2 separate regions of the Mus musculus genome follow, and region 1 is linked to region 2. The links are chromatin loops, found by intact Hi-C in ENCODE. Cell type or tissue: gastrocnemius. All regions are shown on one strand. Links, peaks and the distances in the headings refer to the core of each region. The heading gives the core; the rest is flanking DNA.

The links. Hi-C counts contacts between places; a loop is a spot of excess contacts. Peaks named below come from ENCODE experiments on the same cell type or tissue, not always from the same donor. Only the 100,000 strongest peaks of a DNase experiment are listed, where the experiment ranks them.
Region 1: it touches region 2 in a loop (2.1-fold over the local background); 3 of 42 quality-filtered maps call a loop at or near these places.

What each region holds. Positions count from the first base shown.
Region 1 is chr12:104,468,638-104,476,966 of GRCm38, reverse strand. It overlaps Gsc (goosecoid homeobox), which reads left to right and starts at 3,731. Exons shown (of 3, transcript NM_010351.1): 1 at 3,731-4,206; 2 at 4,715-4,974; 3 at 5,321-5,758. The coding sequence starts at 3,852. The coding sequence ends at 5,476. It overlaps Gm10000 (a long non-coding RNA gene), which reads right to left and starts at 3,437. Exons shown (of 6, transcript XR_381874.2): 1 at 2,385-3,437. In gastrocnemius, for the core only: no CTCF peak of the experiment used is centred there; DNase peaks (open chromatin) are centred at 3,355, 3,712, 3,894, 4,849 and 2 more places; H3K4me3 peaks cover 3,492 bases; H3K27ac peaks cover 733 bases.
Region 2 is chr12:104,696,269-104,704,597 of GRCm38, reverse strand. It overlaps Dicer1 (dicer 1, ribonuclease type III), which reads left to right. Exons shown (of 27, transcript NM_148948.2): 20 at 357-532; 21 at 1,416-2,196; 22 at 4,078-4,233; 23 at 7,454-8,324. Among named protein-coding and RNA genes, the nearest start is that of Gm31573, 38 kb to the right of the region's middle. In gastrocnemius, for the core only: a CTCF peak has its summit at 4,747 (motif pointing right); DNase peaks (open chromatin) are centred at 1,988, 2,275 and 4,754; H3K4me3 peaks cover 930 bases; H3K27ac peaks cover 2,719 bases.

The sequences.
Region 1 (8,329 bases), core at 193-8,192, 230 kb after region 2:
ATTTGCTTGGTTAAAACCGTAGGAGGTCTCAGTACGCTCTGGTTCCCGTGAGGGTTCGTCTATTTTTCCTAATTCCTATGTCTCTCTTACAGTATCTCACATACTTCTGAAAAGGACGCATCAGCTTTTTTTTTTTTTTTTTTTTTTTTTGCACATAGCTCAAAAAACTCCTACCTAAACCACGTACCTAAAAACCCTACCTAAAATGTCTAATTAGAAATTGCTCCATGTACAGGCCAGAAATTGAGTGTTTAAGAAATAAACCCTGAGGAGTTGGGGCCTCTGACCCGTCCCCCGCCCCCACCCCACCCCCATCCCCAAGGGAAGAGAAAAGCGATGAGGCTGGGATATAAGGATAATGGGGAGACAGCCCTCTGAAAGATAGCCAGATGAGCACTCCAAACTTGGGCTCTAGGTTTTAAATTAGAAAAGCAATTGAATTCAACACTCCGAATCAATTCGGAGATGATGATGGTACCAGAGTCTTCAAAAGACCCCAAACAGCAGATATACCTTATGCACGTGGAATCCACTGATCTGGTCTTTAATAGCTTAAAAATGAGGGCTATTACTGGGACAAGTGAGTCCCCCAACAAACACATTTTCATAGACTTCTGCGTGGTGATTGCTTTGTGTGAAATCGTGTTTGTGTGATAATAGAGAAAATCAACTGCGTGTTTACTTATTTCTCACCGAAGCCTCGCTGGCTGCCTCCGGACTCGCTGGTTCTCCCATGCTGAGCTGGGCATGCGGGGCGACAAACAATCGCTTAGCAACTGGAGGGGGACAATTTGCGTGCCTCGCATTTGTTATTTCAATTGCGCCCGGCCATTCTGGATTGTTCCTAGTGCGTTGGGGACACTTGTAGGGTTTCCTCAGAGAAAGCACAGCGAGGGAGCTGGGCCCCTGACTTCCTTCACGGAGTCCGCCTCCCAGCCGACAAAGTAGAACAACCTTGGGCTGAGGGGACAATTGTACCAGGAAGGCTCAGCCACGCCACGGGTGAGCTCTCCCGGAGTGTAGCGGTTAAACCCATGTAGTTGTGAGGCTTGGGTCCGGGAGCTTCTTTCTGGGAAAGTCTTGTTTTCAAGGAAAAGAGCCAAGTGATTTTTCTTTATCTTGAACCCAGCTGAAGAGACCCTGCTTTTGCCTTTGGGCAGGGGTGGGGCCAACACACTCCTTTGTCCCAGTGAAAAGAAAAGAAAAAAACTCATTAAATACTAAGGTTTTAAGGGATTCAATTAATCTCGGATTTGGTTAGATTATTTAAAATCCTGAGGCCTCCAAAGGAGGGGTAGTTTGCCAGGTGGCAATGTTAGGTCTTGAACCCTGGCACCCTTGACTACAGGTGAACAGCCTCTTCCTTCTAGGGTCACTGATATAGCTACAGGGCTTCGGGAAATCGAGCCCTGCAGCGAAATCCCGGACTTGTTAAAACTGATCACTAAGTACCAAGCTGAAAGAGACATGAATGGGTGGGCGTGGGTTTGTTTTATTCTTTTCAAAATTCCACTGCTCTTTCAAATCTGAGGCTGAGTACCTGTCGGGTCTGGATCTGAGTCCCCTTTCAGAAGTTTCAGGGGTTCAGGAATCTACCCCAGGCTCTCCTGTTTCTGCCTGTACCCCTGTAAAGGTCATATAAGAGACCTGCCCCTGCATGCGCCTTATCCACTCACAACCACCAACACAAACGAACACAGCGAAGTCACTGCAGCCTCCAGTTCTTGTCAATCAATTTATCTCCCTTTAGAACCGAACGTGGGAAAATGTTGGAGGGCAGCAGGTGTGTCCTGGAACCTGGTGACAGTAAAGTCATTGTAATGGAAAAAGGTCACTTCTCTAGGTGGGCTTGGCCTTTCTGAAGCGTTCCCGAGAAGACTTTGTTTCTCTTAAAACAAAAACAAGAAACTGTCACCTCCCCAACTGAAGCCGGTCTCTATCCAATCCTTACCACCACCCCCAATTTGCAACGTAAGCAAATCAAGTGTCCTAGGCCATGCGTGGGTGGGCTGGAGGGCACGGAGGTACACGCTTTCCTAAGTTCCGGGTGGCTGCTCCCACGCACTGCCTAGTTCTGCGCCCAGGCGGGACCAAACTTACCGCAATGATTCTCTAACCCAGGAAGAGCAATAAGGAGAGGTCCCAGGATCTCCTCCAGTGCCAGGGAGGACTTAGCATTTATTGTACGGCTTTAGACAGCGTTGAAGTTATCTCAGACTTATCAGTGAGAGAGGAATCTCCACAAATGGTATGGAAGTCCTCTACCCAGGTCTCTCCTGGAGTAGCTGGAGAGTGGCCTGCGCGATGGCGGTGCAATTCCCGGGCTGGCACCGGGACGCACGACTTTGGGCCTCTGTTTTCGTTCTGCCCAGAGGGTCGCCTACCTTCCCGCAGGTCGCCCAGCCGCCAGCGCGCAGATCTAGGCTGGCTGCGCCTCCCGCGGTTCGGCCGTGCCTCACGGAGAATCCCGCAAATCATCACGGCCGCCCGCAGTGGCCCGACTTTTGTCCAGGCCGCTGGGGTCCCCCGGAGGCCAGCGCGGGCCTGGAAGGACAGCTAGAGGCCTTTCGGAGAGCTCGCTGATTGAGAGAGGGACGCCACTCAATATGTTGAGAAAGGAGACAGGCAGTCCCGGTAGATCCCACGAGAATTAAAGCCAAAAAAATTTTTTTTGGGGGGGGGGAAGGCACCCCTTCTCCCAGACTAATAATCAAAAATACACAGAACCTATCGGCACCCACGCGGGAAGCCTCTGGAAGCATCGCTTCAGAGCGCTCCTCTGGGTGGTGAATTTTAAAGACTGGCTGAATTTGCTCTTCACTGGTGTGTTAGGAGCTAGGGAGAGTCAGGGTAGTTTTCAGACCCAGAGTGACCGCTTTAAGAAGAAGAAGAAGAAAAAAGACAACTTGTACGAAGGCGGACGCGTTTCTACTTTCATGGTTTTTGCTCTGAGAAAATTTGGCTTTCGCAAAAACAAAAGATTTTGGGAAAGAGACGGAGGGGGGGGTGGAGAAGTGAAATTAGGCAGTGAGTTCACGGGGTAGGGGGTTGGCTGCGGGGGGGGGGCACTTTCAGTCTTAGTTGAGGGAGGACACAGCCACCCTCATTTCTTAAAAGCAAACAGATTCCGAAAGAGAGTAAAAAGTAGTCCTAAAGTAAAATTAGCCACAATGAATTTGAGCTACAACCATAGGAAATCGCACCCCATAATAGAGAGAAAAGGGTCGGGGCGGAGAGGTCGGCGGCGGAGTTGTTAACGGCGGCAGGACAATAGTATTAATAAGATTAACCTGGGCAATTAGGCCGCCCGCCCAGCAAGGCCGGGGCCGCGCCGGGGCTGCCGAATGGAAAAGATTAGGTTAATTTCATTAATTCTCAATCCACAATCTTTTTCAGGCCCTGTGGCCCCCCTCCTCTTGGCATCTCTCCCCCTCCCCTGCAAGCGCCCCCCGCCCACCCCCACCTCCCCATTCCACACCACCCAAAGGAAAAGAAAAGGACCAAATCTGGTTCTGTTTGTCATCTGCATATTACCAGGAACTAAATCCAGGATGACGTCGACTCAGTATAAAACCAACAAGAGGTTGAGCCGGTCGGAGCTGCGTCCTACCCGCGGGTTGAGTTCAGCTAGGCGGCGGCGAGGGGAGGAGAGGGCGGGAGGAGGGAGTTCGGACGCAGGGGGCGGGGAGGGGCGCGAGTTGCGCGCTCGCCCGCGCTCTCTTTCGGTTTGCTCGCCCGCGGGAGCAGAGAGTGGGACAATTCCCAACCCCCACCCCAAACAACACCACTTGGAGACTTCTTCTTCTTCGGCGCGTCCCCGCCGCCCCCCGGTCCCGACGCGGGGCTCGGGGATGCCCGCCAGCATGTTCAGCATCGACAACATCCTGGCCGCCCGGCCGCGCTGCAAAGACGCGGTGCTCCCGGTGGCGCCCAGCGCCGCGGCTCCGGTGGTCTTCCCGGCTCTACACGGGGACTCGCTCTACGGCGCCGGCGGCGGCACCTCCTCGGACTACGGCGCCTTCTACCCGCGCCCTGTGGCCCCCGGAGGCGCGGGCCTCCCGGCCGCGGTCGGCAGCTCCCGCCTGGGCTACAACAGCTACTTCTACGGGCAGCTGCACGTGCAGGCGGCGCCCGTGGGCCCGGCTTGCTGCGGGGCTGTGCCGCCGCTGGGCGCCCAGCAGTGCTCCTGCGTCCCGACGCCCCCAGGTAGGGTCGCGATCGCTCGCGAGCCGGCCTTCGCCACTGCGGCAGTCGGTGGCTGCCGGGGCATGGACGCGCGGTTTGCTTGCTTTACTCACCTGGCACCAACTTTCTCCCTTTGCAAGCCTTCCCCGTTCTCCCATTTATTTATTTATCTTTTACTTTTAATTAATTAATATATTTTTGGGTCACCGGGTACGGGGACTTTGCATACGTCTACTGTAAACTTTAGGTTAGAGTTTAAAAAGCCGAGTCACCGGGAGTCTCGGGGCGACTCCACGCGCGCGCGGGAATGAAGTGAGGACGCGGGGAGATTCTAAAGTGCCTGAACTGGCTTTTGGATGTGTGCAGGCAGACGCTCCTTCCACGTCTGGGCATCCCTGGTCTCGGTGCCCCCCAAAGACATAGCGCCCCTTGCAGACTTTTTTTATTTTTAAGTGAGCGAGGGCAGCGAGCGGGTTGGCTTACGGTGCCGAGGGAGGATGACTGACTCCCGTCCCTCTCTCTGTCGCAGGCTACGAGGGCCCCGGTTCTGTACTGGTGTCTCCGGTGCCGCACCAGATGCTGCCCTACATGAACGTGGGCACGCTGTCGCGCACTGAGCTGCAGCTGCTCAACCAGCTGCACTGTCGGCGGAAGCGGCGGCACCGCACCATCTTCACCGATGAGCAGCTCGAAGCCCTGGAGAACCTCTTCCAGGAGACGAAGTACCCAGACGTGGGCACTCGGGAGCAGCTGGCCAGGAAGGTGCACCTTCGGGAGGAGAAGGTGGAGGTAGGCAAGAGCCCCAGCGGGGGTGGGCTGGGGTGGGGGCGTCTAGCGGTCCTTCCCTGCACGCGGCTTTTGCCGGGTCCTCCTTTGGGATGTGGCCACTCTAAGAGCATCCCAGAGGCTGTGGCCTGGAGGCTGCCCGAGGGTACTTTAGGCCCAAGAAGGAAAAGAGGAAGCGTGGAGGGTGCTTCTCCTTTTGTTGGTCTTGAGCACAGCGATTGCCTGCGGATTTCTCCCTGCCAGGCTAAGGTTCCACGGTCAGGCTGTCCCCTGGCCACGCGGGGCCACCCGGTGCCCTGGTGTCGGTGGGCAGCAGCCTTTAGGTCACCACTGTTTGGTTGCGCAACAGGTCTGGTTTAAGAACCGCCGAGCCAAGTGGAGACGACAGAAGCGATCCTCCTCGGAGGAGTCAGAAAACGCCGAGAAGTGGAACAAGACGTCCTCAAAAGCCTCGCCGGAGAAGAGGGAAGAGGAAGGTAAAAGCGATTTGGACTCGGACAGCTGACGGCCGCGGCCGCGGGCCGGCCGGGGCGCTTGCCTGACGCAAGGACTTGCACAGACAGTCGATGCTACTTGCACACACCCTGCCTTGCGGGAGGGGGTCGAGAAAGCAACGAGGAGCTAGCTGTAAATAATGTACAGGCCCAGGACTGCTGGGGACAGGCGCGTGGGGACCGCAGCCCCACTGTCCCGGGCTGCCTGCGTGAGCCTCGTCCCCCACCGTAGTATTTATAGTTAAGTTAACGGTGACAATACAATAAAGTGATGGCAATGTAGACCAGCCATGTTGTATTTCCTACCCTCGTGCCATCAGTTGAGGCCTAGGAAAGAAATCTGTTTAGTTGCGATGCAGAAGGCAATTAAAAGCAGCAGAGTAGGGGTTGGGAGGTAGGACTGGGTTGCGCTGGGTATCCTGGGTCTTCGGGAAGGGGTGGGGAGTGCAGGCCGGGCTTTTGAAAGCTTCACCTTTTCTATCATTCCTTAGTTCCTTGAAGCTTCCTCAGAGCCCCTTCTCAGCCACCCACTCGGGGACCTCTGCTTTCGAAATCACCCTAGACTCAAGGCCACCCAGAATTGAATTTCTGTTCCAAAAAGAGTAGCTCTCCTGGTTGTTGGTGCTTTCTTTCTGGCTGCCACCTCCGCGGGGAGCTGTCTCTTGCTCCCTTTGAGCCTAGAGCGTTTGTTTCCAGGACACAGATCTGGTGCTTACACCCTAAGGGAGCTCCACTGAGAACTGTGTGCGGGGACTTACTTTTCTGCCCACTAATGTGGTCCTCTCAGTTTTCCAGCTAGCTTGTTAAAGGTTGGAAAGGGCCTAGTGGGTCTCTTGTTCTAAGAGCATTGTAGAACTACCGACCAGAGGAGTGAGTCCCTTGGAGATGGTAGACTCTTCCAGTGAGGGCTATCTGCCCCCAACACCAGATACCATCCACCGCTGAAGGAAGGAGCACCCCTGAAGGAAGGAGCACTCCCTATCTATCTACTGCTGGTGGCAAATTTACTTTTCTCTCTGGAGCAGCCGAGGTCTCTCTGGCTGCCATCTGTGACGAAATGGCTTTAATATGTTAAATTTTTAATTAGTTTTACCTTAAGTGTGTTTATCTAGGAGGAAGCCAAAGCCTGGGGCTCACTCCTTAGCTATAGAATGGGGGGGGGGTGCTTGCTCTCCCTTGTTCCATTGAATATTTGGAGCAAGACCTACTCAGGGATGGACACTGTGGCTAGAAACAGTGCAGGGAGAAACCAGGTTGATTTATAGGGAATGCTTTTTTTTCCCCCTCACAGTTTGTAGGATTATCAGGCCAATGTGACTAAGCCCAGGACTGACATAACATATGTAATAATACCTAATATAGCTCTTTTTCTTTAATCTGGGATCTCAGGCTGGCCTTGGACTCCAGAACTCCCTGCCTTTACCTCCTCTGCTGGGATCCCAGGCCACTACCAGCTCCAGGTCCTGCTTTTAAAATAAACATCCTTACTTAAATGCTTTATGCAAAACAGAAAGGGCTCAGAGGACAGCTCTGCCTACAGAAGAAGAGCTCTGTCCTTCATCCTATCCTCCCCTACAGTTTGAGCTGTCTCTGATGCTGGCCTCCAGAGCTGTAGAGTAGGCACAGGCATATGGGGTCTGCTTTCCCGGGCTGTGAATGTTTCTGGGTGCTAATTCAGAGTGGCATCTGGCATAACAAAATACATTATGTGGCTAAATAATGATAATAATAATAATAATAATAATAATAATAATAGCATGGGACTAATATTTCAGAACTTGCTCCCCTTGTTCCTTCATCCTCCGAGAACTCTATGATGGGGCAGACTGTCAGCATTTTTTAAGGGAAGACCTTTCTGAAAGGTTAAATATTTTTACATCACGCAGCACATAAGAAGTCAAGGGCACGGTGGTTTTACTCAAGTGAATCTTGGCCGTAACTGGAATGAGTTCCGAACATCACAGTTTCTGTGAAAAGCATTCTAAGAAGCTGGACAATTCTAGATGTGTCTTTTTAATATACCTCTCTTTAGATGCCAGACTTCCAGGGTGAGAGAGCATGGGCTGCTGGGCACCCCACTTGGTAACAGTTGGGGGTGCTGTTGGATAGTGAGGAGCCTGAGGGGGCATCTGTGTAACATTCTTTCCAGAGATCTGCTCTCGAGCTGCTCTCTCATTTATAACACACCTCCATGTCCCCTTGCATCTGACCTGCCCTCCAGCTCGCTATGCAAGGGAGTCTTTTTAAACAGAATTTTCATTTTTTTTTCTGGTCTGGGAAGAGATATCTGGCTAGAGATACTGGGAGGGAAAATCAAGGGGTTCTCTCCTCTCAAGAACACCTGGTGAGAAGTTGCTAGGACATTGGAGGTATGTGAATGAAGAACCTGGAGTCAGCTATCCCTTGCTTGGCTTAGGGCAGATCCGAGGTGGTGAGAGACCCCGCCCCGCCCCCTTCCCAGTTTCCAGGCCTGGAGTTCCCTGTGAAGTGCTGTAGCACTGGCCCAGCTCACAGGAAATAAGTATGATAAACGTCTGGAGTAAAGAGGGAAAAGTCAGGGAGGTTGGCCTAATTATAGTCTGCCCTCCCTTCTGCATGCCCCAGGCAGCTGTAGGGCTCAAACCTCTGTTGTAGCTGGCTGTCAGTGTCAGGAAGGACCAGATGGGGTCACAGGGCAGACAGAGAGAGAGGGAGGGAGAGAGAGAGAGAGAGAGAGAGAGAGAGAGAGAGAGAGAGAGAGAGCGCGCGTGCGAGCACTGGGGCCTGCTTTAGTGGAACTTTGAATCACAGTGTTGGAAAGTAGTGCATGTATGTGGGTAAGGTGTGGGTCCAGTGACTAGTTTGAGGGCCTTTCGTCTCACACC
Region 2 (8,329 bases), core at 38-8,037:
CCTCCTTACTCTTTTTCAAATTCATGTCCCCGTTTTTCAATATGTACAGCCTGCTCAAGCATGACCTAATTTGAAGTTTCAACATTATCAGTATAGCAATGACCTGTGAGTTTAGGAAGGTCGCCATGGGTATTGAGTTTACTTTGAACATCCTTGTTGGTAAAACTTGGGTTTTCCTGGCCACTGGTGCATTGGGAATCACCTTCATAAATCCCATTTAGGTATAAAGGATTAGTTTTAGAAGTTAAGTGTTGCTAGCACTTACGATTTTCACCATGGTCCCTTAGTGAAGTTGGTCTTTATATTATGATTTGCTTTGCTTTATACTTACCAGCCTGTGCTTTTCTTACTCAAAGATCCTGGTTCCGGAACTCTGTGCTATACATCCAATCCCAGCATCACTGTGGAGAAAAGCGGTTTGTCTCCCCAGCATACTGTATCGCCTTCACTGCCTTCTGACTGCAGAGGAACTAAGAGCTCAGACAGCCAGCGATGCTGGTGTGGGTGTCAGATCACTTCCCGTGGATTTTAGGTATGCCTGTGTTGCTGGCCAGAAATTTGATTTGCAACAAAATGGAATTAAGTTAAAGTTGTATTTTTCCTATAGTTTCTAAAAGATGACAAGGACCATGTGCCCATTTAACACATGAAAAGAAACTGTACTGTTTATCCCTGAAGTAGCAGACTAGACCATTGAGATCTTGTCAAGTTAGAGAGCAGCAAGCCCCCTGAGACCGGATCATTGCTCCTGTAGCAGTGATGCTGGAATAGGGGTGAGAATGGATATAGTTCTTCTCAAAACTAACCTCATGTTAGCAGCAGCAGCCTCCGCTCCTTCTTATTCTGGTCACTTTTTTTTCCTGTTAGTGAACGTCTGTATACCAAAGAAATCTTTGTCGTAATTAAGTTTGGTCATATAGATAGTTGTAGAGGTTGAAAGCATCTTAACATAGTAATGTGAGCAATAGTCCCAGTTATCCTACCTGAGTACTTGATACAGTCTGCAACACAGGCTTAAACAACATGCTCTGTGCTCTATGCTGACATAGGATGTATTGATCTCATCTCCAAGAGCAGAAATTGAGGCACAGAGAAAGTTTGTAAGTTGCAAGAAGCTGCTCACTTGGTTCAGGAGGTGAGCCCACTAAGCCAGTAGCCACTGCAGGACCTCCACGTTGGGTCCTCTCAGTCAGCTCTGCTTTGCCACCATAAACAGAAGTCAAAGCAGTAAGCTGTTCTGCATTAGAACCGACTGTGTGCAGAGTCCCAGGCAGGGCCAGGTAAGCTTGGAAGTGCGTTTTCTTCTTAGGATGACTTTTAGAGTTGCTTGCTTTGTTTGCTTTTAACTCAAAGTGTTGCTTTTCTGAGCTTACCCTTTGGAGGGTTGAAAGAAAGTTATAAAAATGTCTTTGCAGATACCCTAACTTAGACTTCGGGTGGAAAAAATCTATTGATAGCAAGTCTTTCATCTCAAGCTGTAACTCCTCGTTGGCTGAGAGTGATAATTACTGTAAGCACAGCACAACTGTAGTCCCTGAACATGCTGCACATCAAGGTGCTACTAGACCCTCCTTAGAAAACCATGACCAAATGTCTGTGAACTGCAAAAGGTTGCCCGCTGAGTCACCTGCTAAGCTCCAAAGTGAGGTTTCAACGGATCTTACAGCAATTAATGGTCTTTCTTACAATAAAAACCTTGCCAATGGCAGTTATGATTTAGTTAACAGAGACTTTTGCCAAGGAAATCAGCTGAATTACTTCAAGCAGGAAATACCTGTACAACCAACTACCTCATATCCCATTCAGAATTTGTACAATTATGAGAACCAGCCCAAGCCCAGCAATGAATGTCCTCTACTGAGTAATACGTACCTTGATGGGAACGCTAACACATCTACCTCAGATGGAAGCCCCGCGGTGTCCACGATGCCTGCCATGATGAATGCTGTTAAAGCACTCAAGGACAGGATGGACTCTGAGCAGAGCCCTTCTGTTGGGTACTCCTCAAGGACTCTTGGCCCCAATCCGGGACTGATTCTCCAGGCTTTGACACTGTCAAATGCCAGTGATGGGTTTAACCTGGAGCGGCTTGAGATGCTTGGCGACTCCTTTTTAAAGCATGCTATCACCACATATCTGTTTTGCACGTACCCTGATGCTCATGAAGGCCGCCTTTCATATATGAGAAGCAAAAAGGTAAGGCACGATTCTCGTTCTGGGCTGTTGCTTCTTCAGTGTGCCTGAAAACAGGCCAAGTTACCCATGGGGAATTCTCCGTGAGTCGGTGCAGCTGCTACTCATTCGAGTTCATTAGGGCCAGTGAAGCCCATGGAGGCATTGCCCAGTAGTGACGTGAGGGCACCAGTGGTACAGCCAGGCTTCGGGCTGACCTTCTCTTACTGGGAAAAGTGCAGTTTAAAATAAACCTTTGTGCAAATGAGGAACCATTTTGCAGATGAAAAAACTGATGCCCAGACAGTGGGATTAGCTTGTACCGGGTTGTTCACTAGTCCCAGGTCGTTCACTAGTCCCAGGTATTTAGGGGAGTATGTCTGAGACTAGAGGCCTCACCTGCTGGCTGCCTTCCCAGTGTTCTTAAGACAGGCCACGACAACTGTGACATCGTGGACATGGTGGGTAGTGGCGGCAGCAAGGTTAGGAGGAAGACATTGAGGAGGCTGTCAGGGCTGCTTACTAGACGAAGATCAGTCAGTGGAGACATGTGAAATAAGAATACCAGACCCTATTAAGCAGGAAAGATACTACTTTAACATCTCAAAATTTCATCCATTCGTCTGTTCAGACCCTTTTCACTTCATTTCCTGCAGAAATATTTATTGTTTCCTCTGCCTGGTATCAGGTGGGTTCAGCATCTTCTTCCAGACAGACCCTGCCTGAACTCCAGCTTGCCAGTCTTAACACAAGCTCCATGCTCTCTGGACAGCCTGTGTCTTTGCTTCAAGCTAACCTTCCCTGTGTCTTTGCTCAAGCTAGCCCTCCCTGGGATTGTCCTCATTGCCAACTGCTGCTGGAATTGTGCCTCACAACAAGTCCTTAGTTGTAGCCTTTCTGTTCCACTGAGCTTTTCTCTTGACTTAGAATATTTTCCTCCTATTGCTGTCTTCCTCTTGGGATGCTCTCACATGTCATGGAAAAGGAAACCAACATTTATGTATATTGGTTCCATGGTAGACAGCTGAGAGGTGTGTTGACTCGTGGTAGTTTCAAACACAGCCTGCTACATTGCAAGGACCGTTTCTCTGTCTCTTTGCACGCTTTCTACCAGACTGTGGCCAGTGCTGATTGTGGGTACCAGATGCTGGCTAAGTAGCATCTGAGTTACATGGAAAGGGCTCCTGAAGTATTCCAGTAAGGTTTTAGAAACAGGGAATGAGATTAATGGTGATAGCTGCTAGTCTCCAAGTGAGAACTAGACAGAAATGTCAGGTTTTAAGTAAATTAGGGTCATGGTAGAGCCATTAGGAAAGGCAAAAGGACTGGAAGGAGGATAGTAAAGCCACCTAGGTGGTGTCCTGCGCAGCAGCTGTTCTTTAGCACCTTTTACTCCAGTGCTGAATGCTATCCACCACACAAAGAGCAATATTTGAGAGTGAGAGGGTTGGTGTCACATTATTGATGCTTAGACTCAAGAGATAACAATTGTTTTGTATGGTGATGGTTCTCACCTTACAACATATTCATCCCTTTTCTCACTGAGAATATCATGACATCTTGAGTTCCATGGTCTTGACAACTGCTCCCAGCCTCACTTGTCATCTTGAATTTCATATTGTCAGTCTGTGATTTAAAACTTTGAAATTGAACTCTTTCTTTGACTTATTTATGAGGAGAGGAGTTTATATACATTAGGTTTTTGTGGATTCCATTTTGGATCAAATATTTGACGTGGAAGGCTGTCTAGTACTTGGAAATCTAGAGTTGTTATTTTAACTGTGTAGTCCTTATAACTGCTGACCATCGTGCAATACAAAAACACTGGCAAAAATGTATTGGCACACTGTATCTCCCAGCCATGGCCATGTATGGGTAAGTGTTTGTGACTCTTTTCTGCCGAAGGTCAGCAACTGTAACCTGTATCGCCTTGGCAAGAAGAAGGGACTGCCCAGCCGCATGGTGGTGTCGATATTCGATCCTCCTGTGAATTGGCTTCCTCCTGGTTATGTGGTAAACCAAGACAAAAGTAACTCAGAGAAGTGGGAAAAGGATGAAATGGTAAGCTCTCAGCATGGAGCTTTTTGTTTGTGTTGACTGAAGAATGTTGTTTTTTGTTGTTTTCTTTCTGCTGTACGTTTGCCATGTAGTAGATATTTCATGTGTTGGCAGGCCGTCTGTGACTTCAGAAATAGTGTTGGTTTTGGTGCAGTGTGATTTCTCTTACCTCCCCTCCCCATTCCAGAGGCATAAACTTCTGTTATGTTTCCACTTAGAAATAAAATCAGAGCCCTCTCAGATTCCTTCCCTCTCATGTTACAGTGTAGCCTTAGCCATTTGCTGGAGTGACTCTGCAGTGACCTGTGATCTCCAGGCTGTGTCTGGAAGAATTCAGTTCAGCACAGACTAGCTTGGGCAGTGCTAGCTTGGAACTATTTCCTCTTGCCAACCTGACGACAGCTCGCCGCCGCTGTATGGGAAGGTTGCAGTGTACTACTATAAAGACTTTAAACCGGGCCACAGACTGGAGAATTCTCTTTAGTAGCTACAGCTTCCTTTGTCTTGTCCTCAAGCCACCAGGGGGCAGCCCGGAGGCCTGGACTCCCAGCTTGTGGCTGGGGGTCAGTTGTCTTGTACTTCTTTGAAGTTCTCATCTGTTCAGGCGTCTCGCTTGCCAGATTTATTTTGTATTGATGACAAATGGGCTCGCATTATTTCATTTTTACTTCAGGCTTTAATGATAATGCCGTTTCTGTTACAGGTTTGTGACTAGTATCTTCCCATGCCTTGTTTCTGACATTTCTGTCTCAATGAGTCCTAAGTGTCTGTAGGTGGTGGGTCTCTGAGGCCTGCTCTGATGTAGGCCTGCTTGCTGAGTTTATTTATAACTCACGTAGGATTTGACTTATCACAGAAATGCAACTTAGCTGGAAAACATTAAGAGCATTTTAATGCAAATTAAGTCTGAGGATGGCATTTGCTATTAATTTATAACACACACACATACACACACTCTCGAATACATGATGCACACACTCACACACACTTAGAAAAGTGAAGAATTTGAACCTTAGAAAAAGTACTTCATTTTTACTAAAAACAGGCCAGCAGGCCTCCTCTTCTGTCTAATATTTGATCCTTTAGGTAGCAGTGACATGCCAGGGCATTCCTGCGTTACATGTTACAGCGTGGACTTGTGTTTTCTGTCCTTTTCTGCTGACTCAGTCCTTCGTTCCTAGCACACACTCTCAGACTTTCATCTGGTGCCGTACACATAATCACTAGGGAGTCCCAGAGTCGGAGTGGTTATGGACGCAAGGTCCTTCCAGTTCCTTCTGCCCCTGGGTCACAGCTCAGTCTCTGAATGCCTCCTAGGAGAGAGAGTGAGAACAGTAGACTGTACTATCAAGAGATACACACACACACACACACACACACACACACACACACACACTTTTCAAATGCCTTTTGTGTTTTGGAGAGCATCTTTGAAGTATAACTCCTTGTGAAAATGAAGAGTCTGCACAGTGCCAGGGATGTAGAAGACAGCGCAGGATCACTGGGTGACAGCACCATGTTACAGGGCATGATTTATGCAGGAACTCTGCAGTTTACAACCTCAGGCTAAATAATGTCAAGTTGGCCCATCTTGTCTTAAGACCTAAATAATAAAGCTGATGTGGTGGCACATGCTTTTCCCATCACTTGGGATACAGAGGTAGGTGGGTCTCAGAGTTCAAGGCCAACCTGGTTTTACATAGTGAGTTCCAGGCCACCCAAGGCTACACAGTTAGATCCTGTCTCAAACAAAACAAACAGAAACAGACATTAGTTAAAGTCTTTCATGTTATCTTGGAAAAATGGGATAGTTTCTTGAGGTTTGCTGATAGCTGGGTACTTGGTCTGTACAAGGTGTCTATTCACCTTGTAGATACTGGTGCCTGTAGAGGCCAGAAGAGGGAGTTGGATCACCTGCAACCCTCATTAGAGTTGGTTATAAACTGCCATGTTGGTGCTGGGAACTGAACCCAGATCGCCTGCCAAGAGCAGCCAGTATTCTTAATCTCTGAGCCATCCCTTGGGCCCCTGTTGATGTTTAGTGTTTTTTATTTTTCAAAAAAAAATATTTTTTTTTGGTTTATTTTTTTAGTGATTGCATGTGGTTACATGGCTAGACTCAAAGCTATTTTTCTTTCAGGCAAATACAGAGTTTCTATCTTTTGTGAGTCTGGTTTAAACTGAGATGTATGCTTGTTTTAAAGTCACATGGAAAATAGTTTGAAAGCGTTTTGTCACAATTCCCTGGAAAGTTGTTCCATTCAAAGTTGAAGTTTACAGTCCTGCATTTGCCCTCAAGTAGGGTGGTGGCGCTGTGTGTGACTTTATGGCATTGCAGAGATTGGGTGGTATCTTAGCATTGCAGAAGATGAGGTCACTGCTGAATCATAGCCCATTATTAAAGTTGTCACTCACAAACAGCTTTTGTCAAAGAAATTGGATTTAGCAAAGATTTTGACAGAAATGGGATTGTTTTGTTCCATTTTAGTCTAATTTTTCTTCTGTTTTGTCAGCCTGCTATGACCTGTTGGCCTGAGTACCACAGCTCTGAACAGAGGGCGAAAGAATAATTTCCCAAATTCATATCCTCTTTCAATGGGCTTGTTTAGTTTTTAGTTTTTAAGCAAAGCAGTTTAGTTTTACATTGGAGCAAATGTTTTTTGATTTGAAGTGGAAGTAGAGAGAGAAACTGTTATAATGCCCTCCTATAGTTTTTAGTGATAAAGGGTTTTAAAAATAATTTTGTCTGCTTTTATATTATGTTATTAATTGTAAAGATAGTGCTCTTTCTACATCTGGAATTTCATTTTGTTGGTTTTGAAAGTCAAGCAACCACATTCAAATGCTGATAGCCAATGGAAGATTCCGCTCGGCACCGCAGGGCTCGGCTATCCTTGCAGTCTGGCCGCTCACTTGACATCTGCATGGTGGATATCAATTTAACTTCATCCTTGTTCAGAATTCTTCACTTACAGATTTATACTGGATAAAGGTCATTTTATAACTTAGAAAATGAGCATTCAAAGAGCATGTTTGACTTTGTTTATATGATTAAATAACTTATTTTATGTTAATTGAAAACAAATGGCCATGATTTTTAAAAGTTGCCTTTCAGTATTTGTGGTTGTCATTTGAAATTATCCATAACCCTTGCTTTTATTGAGTTTCAAACCCTTTTAAAAACAGCAGCTCTGTCTCTCCTCCTTCCCCGTCCCCGTTTCAGACAAAAGACTGCTTGCTGGCTAATGGCAAACTGGGTGAGGCCTGTGAGGAGGAGGAGGACCTGACGTGGAGGGCCCCCAAGGAGGAGGCCGAGGATGAGGACGACTTCCTGGAGTATGACCAGGAGCATATCCAGTTTATAGACAGCATGCTCATGGGCTCGGGCGCCTTCGTGAGGAAAATCTCTCTGTCGCCCTTCTCAGCCTCCGACTCTGCATACGAATGGAAGATGCCCAAGAAGGCCTCCTTGGGCAGTATGCCGTTTGCCTCGGGCCTTGAGGATTTTGATTACAGCTCTTGGGATGCGATGTGCTATCTGGATCCTAGCAAAGCCGTTGAAGAGGATGACTTTGTGGTAGGTTTCTGGAATCCATCAGAAGAGAACTGTGGCGTCGACACAGGGAAGCAGTCCATTTCTTACGACTTGCACACGGAGCAGTGCATTGCTGACAAGAGCATAGCGGACTGTGTGGAGGCCCTGCTGGGCTGCTACTTAACCAGCTGCGGCGAGAGGGCTGCTCAGCTCTTCCTCTGTTCGCTGGGGCTGAAGGTGCTCCCAGTAATCAAAAGGACCAGCCGGGAGAAGGCCTTGGACCCTGCTCAGGAGAACGGAAGCAGCCAACAAAAGAGCCTTTCAGGGAGCTGTGCCTCTCCAGTTGGCCCACGCTCCTCTGCAGGGAAAGACTTGGAGTACGGCTGCCTGAAGATCCCACCGAGGTGCATGTTTGACCATCCAGACGCAGAGAAAACCCTCAACCACCTGATATCTGGGTTTGAAACTTTTGAGAAGAAAATTAACTATAGATTCAAGAATAAGGCTTATCTTCTGCAGGCTTTTACACACGCCTCCTACCACTACAACACTATCACTGGTAAG